2 separate regions of the Homo sapiens genome follow, and region 1 is linked to region 2. A link is a loop called in an ENCODE intact Hi-C map of the cell type or tissue named here. Cell type or tissue: heart left ventricle. All regions are shown on one strand. Region 1 overlaps PPARGC1B (PPARG coactivator 1 beta). Region 2 has its middle 74 kb from the start of PPARGC1B.

The links. A loop is a pair of places that touch in the nucleus more often than their neighbours do. Peaks named below come from ENCODE experiments on the same cell type or tissue, not always from the same donor. Only the 100,000 strongest peaks of a DNase experiment are listed, where the experiment ranks them.
Region 1: a loop joins it to region 2, with 4 times the contacts of the local background. A loop is called at or near these places in 3 of 110 quality-filtered maps.

What each region holds. Positions count from the first base shown.
Region 1 is chr5:149,750,324-149,754,323 of GRCh38, forward strand. All of the region lies in intron 1 of PPARGC1B (PPARG coactivator 1 beta), which reads left to right. Among named protein-coding and RNA genes, the nearest start is that of MIR378A, 19 kb to the left of the region's middle. In heart left ventricle, no CTCF peak of the experiment used is centred here; no DNase peak of the experiment used is centred here; H3K27ac peaks cover 984 bases.
Region 2 is chr5:149,654,429-149,658,428 of GRCh38, forward strand. No RefSeq gene overlaps it. Among named protein-coding and RNA genes, the nearest start is that of PPARGC1B, 74 kb to the right of the region's middle. RefSeq lists an enhancer at 1,751-1,920. In heart left ventricle, a CTCF peak has its summit at 2,328 (motif pointing right); a DNase peak (open chromatin) is centred at 2,371; H3K27ac peaks cover 1,115 bases.

The DNA of each region.
Region 1 (4,000 bases), 96 kb after region 2:
CCTCTACTGACAGATGATATCTACAATAATTTCTTCCCCTTTTCCACAGCATTATTTTATCCACCTTGAATCATTTTTTAAAATCTATAAAACAAACTTTCTTTTAGCTGTCTTCTCTGTTTTAGTTAAAATATATATATATATATATATATATATATATATATATGTTAATAGGGGAAGGAAGGTGTCAGTGAATACTCAGATACCCCAGGGGTCTGCAGACTTGGCTGTGGGTGCTCTTTGAGGTTCAGAATGGCCATTCTTGGGCCCCAGCCCCTGGTGTCTTTCACACAGAGCTGCTTACAGAGCCGCTGCTGGCTCAACCATGAGGTCTGTAATTATTTAAAGAAAGCTCACATCAAGTGGAAAAAGAGTGAACCACATTTAACGTACCATGTGGCCAATGGGCAATTCAATACCAAAGCCATCCGATTATCTCTGGCCCGCACCAGCTGCTGGATTTTGCAGCCGGGTGCATTAGGTGACCATGGGACTGACCGGCAGGTCCAAGTACGCACGATGGGTGCCCGTGCAGGCAGCCTGGCCAGGCTTCAGCCTGGAAGACAGGATCTGTGTACATCCATAGCTGTGCTCTGAGCTTTACAGAAAAAGTTAATGTAAAAGCAATTTTGAAGAGTAAAAAAGAAGCTAATAATTATGAAATTCAAAACTTAAATGTTTTACTATAACACAGACAGTTGTTTAATTGCACTGTAATTTATCGTTAATACCAAAGTATTTTGGAGAAATAATCTTAGATTCCTTTTACTTTTATATTTTGGTTGTTTTGTTTAGCAAATGTAATATGGATTTTTTGAAAATTAATATTTAAAAATTTTCAGTATTAGGGACTAATTTGTCAGAGAAAGTAAGGTTATCCCCACCCTGCCACTTAGCAGTTTAGCGGTTTTAAATGCCTTTCAACTGAATATGGGATTATCTCTTTTTATTTATTTATTTACTTTTTTACCTTTTCTATGGTGCTGATCTTCTATGATTATATAAATTGTATTTTTTCTTGTTGCAAAAATGATATGCATTAATTTATTGAAATGTGAGAGCATACAAATAGGTAAGAGAAAGTAAAGAAAACTAATCCCGGCCGGGCACGCTGGCTCATGCCTGTAATCCCAGCACTTTGGGAGGCCAAGGCGGGCGGATCACCTGAGGTCAGGAGTTCAAGACCAGCCTGGCCAACATGGTGAAACCCCGTCTCTACTAAAAATACAAAAATTAACCAGGTGTGGTGGCACACGCCTGTAATCCCAGCTACTTGGGAGGCTGAGGCAGGAGAATTGCCTGAACCTGGGAGGTGGAGGTTGCAGTGAGCCAGGATTGCACCACTGCACTCCAGCCTGGGCGACAGAGGAAGACTCTGTCCAAAAGAAAAAAAAAAAAAGAAAAGAAAACTAATCCCAGCACCCAGAAATAACCAGTCATAGGCAGTGCTTAAGAAAATAAAGGTAACATTGTAGGTTTCACTTCTCCCCAAGCTTCTCTCCTTGGGCACACTTTTCTCACCTCTCAGCCTCCTTTTATGGGCGGATTCCTACCTGTGACCTTGAGATGGGGAGAACATAGACGGTAGTCATAGTTTAACTATCTCCTCCTTTATAAAATGGGAACAGCAATCCCTGCATTGCTGTGAGAATGCATGTATAATGGATCTGAAAGCAAATTGCCAATTGTAGAGTCATAAACAGATGTAAGGCTATGTTGCTACTTCCCTGTGCATGTGCCTACCACAGCTGCTGATATTGCTGCCTGTTTTAACTCAGATAATACCAGGTTTAGACAATATCTGATCACCTCCAAGTACTTCCCAGGCTTTAATCACTCCCGAGGTTTGGCTTTTAGTCTACATACTATGTACCGCATCTCTCTACATGTCCGTTAATATGTACAGAACAAGATAAATACCCTTGCTGGTGGGGAAGGCATTTAAACTCAGCCTTCCTGATTTAGAATCTATTACTCAGTCGGGCTGTTTGAAGTGTTAACTGATCCACCTTGTGATTCAGACTGCAGTCGGAGCAGAACCAAGGGGAAGAGATTGGTGGGGCTCACGCAGAGCAAGCCCCAGGAAGACCCAGCTGCCTGGCAAGCTCATTTTCCTACTAGTTTCAGCATACACTGTGGTTCAATGTGAAAGAGACAATGAACTTGCTTTTGTATTTATTTTGCAAATGTAACACAGACCCTGGTTTAAAAGATTATGTTACAGGCCAGGCGTGGCGGCTCACGCCTGTAATCCCAGCACTTTGGGAGGCCGAGGTGGGTGGATCACCTGAAGTCAGGAGTTCAAGACCAGCCTGGCTAACATGGTGAAACCCTGTCTCCACTAAAAATACAAAAATTAGCCAGGCGTGGTGGCAGGTGCCTGTAATCCCAGCTACTTGGGTGGCTGAGGCAGGAGAATCGCTTGAACCCGGGAGACGGAGGTTGCAGTGAGCCAAGATCGTACCATTGCACTCCAGCCTGGGTGACAGAGTGAGACTCCATCTTGATCACTTGAAGTCAGGAGTCAAGATGAAAACATAAACAAACAAACAAAAACATTATGCATGTTACAAATGGCAGTCATCCCTTGCACTCACATTCTTGTGTTTCCATCCCCAGAGCAACCCTCTACTAATTTCTAATGTGTTCTTCCAGAGGTAAACCATACAAACATCGCATATATGTGGTCTAACTTGCTGCCTCCTGGGTTTTTATTTTTTGTTTTTTGCACAAATGGTAGCAAACTAAGGGCATTGTTGTGCAACTTTTTTTCTACTTAGTATTTCTTAAAGATCATTTCGTATCAATATGTAGAGATCTGCTTCACTGTTTGGATTGATCATAGTTTGTTTAACTAGTTGGGCATTTAAGTGATTGCTATTTATTTTATTTTATTTCGTTGAGACAGAGTCTCGCTCTGTTGCCCAGGCTGGAGTGCAGTGGCGTGATCTCGGCTCACAGCAACCTCTGCCTCCCGGGTTCAAGCGATTCTCCTGCCTCAGCCTCCTGAGTAGCTGTGATTACAGGCATGTGCCACCACACCCAGCTAATTTTTTATATTTTTGGTAGAGGCAGGGTTTCACCATGTTGGCCATGCTGGTCTCAAACTCCTGACCTCAAGTGATCCTCCCACCTCGGCCTCCCAAAATGCTGGGATTACTAAAGGCATGAGCCACTGTGCCTGGCCTATTTATTTATTTATTTTTAGTTAAAAAAATTTTTTTTAACCTACCTCTTACACAGAAATAGGTTATTTCTAATTGACTACTGCTGCTAGTTTGCAGTAAGTTTTGCACACATGTGACCGTATGCATAGGATAAATGCCTCAGAGGGGAATTGCTCAGTTAAAAGGTGTTGTGTATTTATTTATTTAGTTAGATTTTTTCTGAGACGGAGTCTTGCTTTGTCGCCCAGGTTGGAGTGCAGTGGTGTGATCTCGGCTCACTCCAACCTTTGCCTCCCCACAACAAGCAATTCTCCTGCCTCAGCCTCCTGAGTAGCTGGGATTACAGGTGCCTGCCACCACGCCCAGATAATTTTTGTATTTTTAGTAGAGACGGGATTTTGCCATGTTGGCCAGGCTGGTCTCGAACTCCTGACCTCAGGTGATCCGCCTACCTCGGCCTCCCAAAGTGCTGGGATTACAGGCGTGAGCCACCGCACCTGGCCGGTGTGCATATTTAACATTTTGATGTATATTGTCACATTCCTGTCCGTGAAATTATATCAGTTTATGTTTCTGTAGAAATGCATAAGAAGTGTTTGTTTCTTCACACCTTCACCCACACAGCATGTTATTAGACTTCGTTGATCTTTGCCAATCTGGAGTCTCTGAAGTTTTAATTCATAGTCCTTTTCGGATGGTTAAGACTCACCTGTGTTGCCTTTCCTGTGAACTCGTATCAGTTGTCGATTTTCTTCTTTCTGATTCGTGTGTTGAGCTTGTTTTATTCCTATTCCCTCACGTGGCCCCGGGTCCTTCTTGCGTGCCCCCCTCCC
Region 2 (4,000 bases):
TGCAACCCCGAGAACTGAGTGCAGTAACCAGGGGCCTCTCTGCTCTGTTCTGCCACCATGGTCCCATTGTCACACCCTCCTGGGATTTGTAAGCAGCTGAAACGCTCTGCTTTCCAAGTCTGGAATCAGAGCCCCAGAAAAACCCAGAGGCCATCTTGACTTGGTCCATTCTTGCCAACCACAGCCATTAAGGAAGGGAAGACCTGGTTTAAAAGGGCCCTGAGCTGCCACCCGTGAAACACTTCAGCTCTGGTCCAGCCAAGTCTGGGAAAAGGTTGGGGAAAAGTGAGGGAGGGGAAGAGACAGAGAAACAGAAGGGGAGAGAGGAGAGAGAGAATAAGCAGAAGAGACGGTGACAAAGAGGCCACACACACCACACGCACACCACACACACCACACACCACACACACGCCACACACCACACACACACCACACACACACCACACACCACACACACCACACACCTCACACACACACACCACACCACACACACCACACACCACACACACACACCACACGCACACCACACACACCACGCACACCACACACACCACACACACCACACACCACACCACACACACACCACACACCGCACACACACACTGCACACACACACCTGCACACACACCACACACATACCACACACACCACACACCACACACACACCACACACCACACACACACCTCACACACACACCACACACACCACACACACACCTCACACACACCACACACACCTCACACACACCACACACACCACACACACACCTCACACACACACCACACACACACCACACACACCTCACACACACCGCACACACCTCACACACACCACACACACACCACACACACACCTCACACACACACCACACACACACACCACACACACACACAAACCACACACCACACACACACCACACACACACCACACACACCACACACCCCACACACACCAACCACACACACCCCCCACACACACACCACACACACCACACATGCACACCACCACACACCACACCACACACCACACACACACCACACACACCACACACACCCCACACACACACCACACACACCACACACACCACACACCACGCCACACACACCCCCCCACACACACCACACACACCACACATACACACCACACCACACACCACACACACCACACACCACACACACACCACACACACCCCACACACACCACACACCACACACACACATCCCACACACTCCACACACACACCATACTCCCATACACACACACCACACCCCACACACACACCACACATGCACACCACACCACACACACACACACCACACCACACACACACACACCACACCACACACACACCACACACCCAGAAAGAGATCCTTTAAGAGCTGTTTTTTTCTGGCCCGGAACCGTATTTCATTCTCCAACTCTGCAGACACAGAAAAGGCATTATTGCAGTAAAAAGTCTCCCCACATTATTTATTGTTAATACTTACCTACTTTGTCCTCTCTAGGTTTTTACAGCCTTAACTTCATTCAAAGCAGGCCCCTGGTGTGGGCAATGCAGAGGTTCTTTGCCTGAGGAGGGATGAGGAGCTCAGAGAGCTCCAGCAACTTGCTCAAGATTGCGCAGCAGGTTAATGGCCAAGTTGGGACCAAGGATCAAGACTACCGACTTCCAGTGCAGTGGGAGTCTCCTACAAACCATGTCCAGGATCAAAGCAGACGCTGAAGGGCAGAGGTTTTGTTTACCCTCTTCCCTTCAATTACTGAGTCCCTAAACTCCCTCTTTAATAAGGAAGTAACAGTGACCTAGTATATTTGAACTTGAGCAAGGCAGTGGACAAGCAGGTGCATGATATTCCCATGGTCAAGCATGATGGAAAACTGTGAGATGGATTCAAGGGCCGTCAGTAGAAGACTGGCACCCAAACAATTTTGGTGAATCGGTTTCCACATAGAAGGATGCTTTGCCCCATGATTTTTTATTCCTAAAATTTAATGACTTGAGCGTCTCTCCCACCTCTTCTTTATTTTAATTATTATTATTTATTTATTAGAGATGTGAGGCTTACTATGTTGCCCAGGTTCATCTTGAACTCCTGGCCTCAAGTGGTCCTCCCGCCTCAGCCTCCCACCACAGCCTCCTGAGTTGGTGGGATTACAGGCTTGACCTGCCACATCTGGCCCACCTTTTCTGAAAACGACTCTCTTCCCTAGTTGAGACCCTCCCTCTTAGGTTGTCTAGGATAGTTACTTACTTAGTCCAAAGGGGCACTGCTAGTTCCCATATCCTGAAGGACAAAAACCTAGGAAGCCTCATTAGGTGCCCTGCAGTTTCTGGCACTGCCACATGAGGGCACTGTTGAAAAGAAGCTACTCTGTTGCCTAGAGGCAGTCCCCTGAGACCATGTCTGTAAGCGCCTGGAAGATAACACCTGCAGGCCCAGGCCCAGGTGCAGTCTATACTCCCCACTATAGAAACCCGCTTTATTGATCCAGGCATGCTCCATTTGGCTGGTTCTCCATTTGTTACTCCGGGGGCTTTGGGAAAGGGAAAAGACATCTCCCACATAGCTATGGTCACTCCATTACACACTGAACATCTAGTGTTACAGCTCTTTTATTTATATACACGCTCAAACACAATTGTTTACACATTTACCAACAGTGCGCTAGGGTAGCTAGGTTGGGACCAGTTTCCAGGCTCAGTTACAAACTCTTCCTAGAAGCAGCAGCCTCCCAAGCTCTTGCTCTTTCTAGGCTGCACTAGTGGGCAGTTCTTGGTTTGGGACTGTACAGGACCGTTCCTCCTCCAGTAAACACCCCAGTTCCATTAAGGGAAAGTGTCTCCTCTCCCCACTGCCTTGGGAAAGGGGTCATTCTTGGCTCCTGCCTCCCACCGCTAGCCTCCTCCAATTGAAGGCAAAGGAGTCAGATCCTTCCTCTCCTCACCTTCTGGGCAAATCAGTGGGAAATGCATTATTTAAGATGCTATTTCCCAGGACTTTGACTATGCAAGGAGAGGGGAATGGTTTCTGGCCATTGTCTTTGTAGCAATAGCAGTTGTGGAGGGGCCATTTACAGCATCCTGACCTATGTCCCTGTTCAAGGCAGTGACTGCTTTTCCTGCTTCCTGCTTCTTGGCCCTTCAGAGTTTCCTTAATTTCTGCTAACCTGCGTCTGCTCTTCTAGTCTTTCAACAATTTTGTAAATTTCCATTGGTCTTCAAACAAAAACAATACCCCTTCTCTTTAGTTTCTGGTGCTTGCAGAACCCTGTCTGACAAACCCCAGAGAATCAAAGAAGTCTCTTCCTTTCTCACCTTTAAGATGTACATTTTGGGCTGGCCGTGGTGGCTCATGCTTGTAATCCCAGCACTTTGGGAGGCCAAGGCAGGCGGATTACTTGAGGTCAGGAGTTCAAGACCAGCCTGGCCAACATGGTGAAACCCATCTCTACTAAAAATACAAAACTTAGCTGGGCGTGGTGGTGCGCCTGTAATCCCAGCTACTCAGGAGGCTGAGGCAGGAGAATCGCTTGAACCTGGGAGGTGGAGGTTGCAGTGAGTGGAGATTGTGCCACTGCACTGGAGCCTGGGTGACAGAGTGAGAGACTGTGTCTCAAAAAACAAAAAACAATGTGACCCAATTCATTCTTCAGGAGGGTAGTTTGGGTCCCTTGCCCAAGGCAAATCTACACAGAGAGAGAGAGAGAGGGAATATGCAAAACTCCAAAATGTTAGCAGTGTTAGCCAGGGTGCTGAGATTATTGGAGTGTTTCATTTTCCCTTTTTGTTCATCTGTGTCCCTTGAAAATTTTTTTTGCCATGTCTATACACTCCATTGATGATTAAGAGTAACAACATATATGAGTGTGTTTCTTTAATTGTAATTAGAGAAACTGAGGCATTGAGAAAAGGTCAATAAGACCCTTTTTCATGCTAAAGAAGTGAGCCCCTGTCCCTGCAGGGACTGTCCTTGAGAAGGAGACTTGACTGGTATTCTG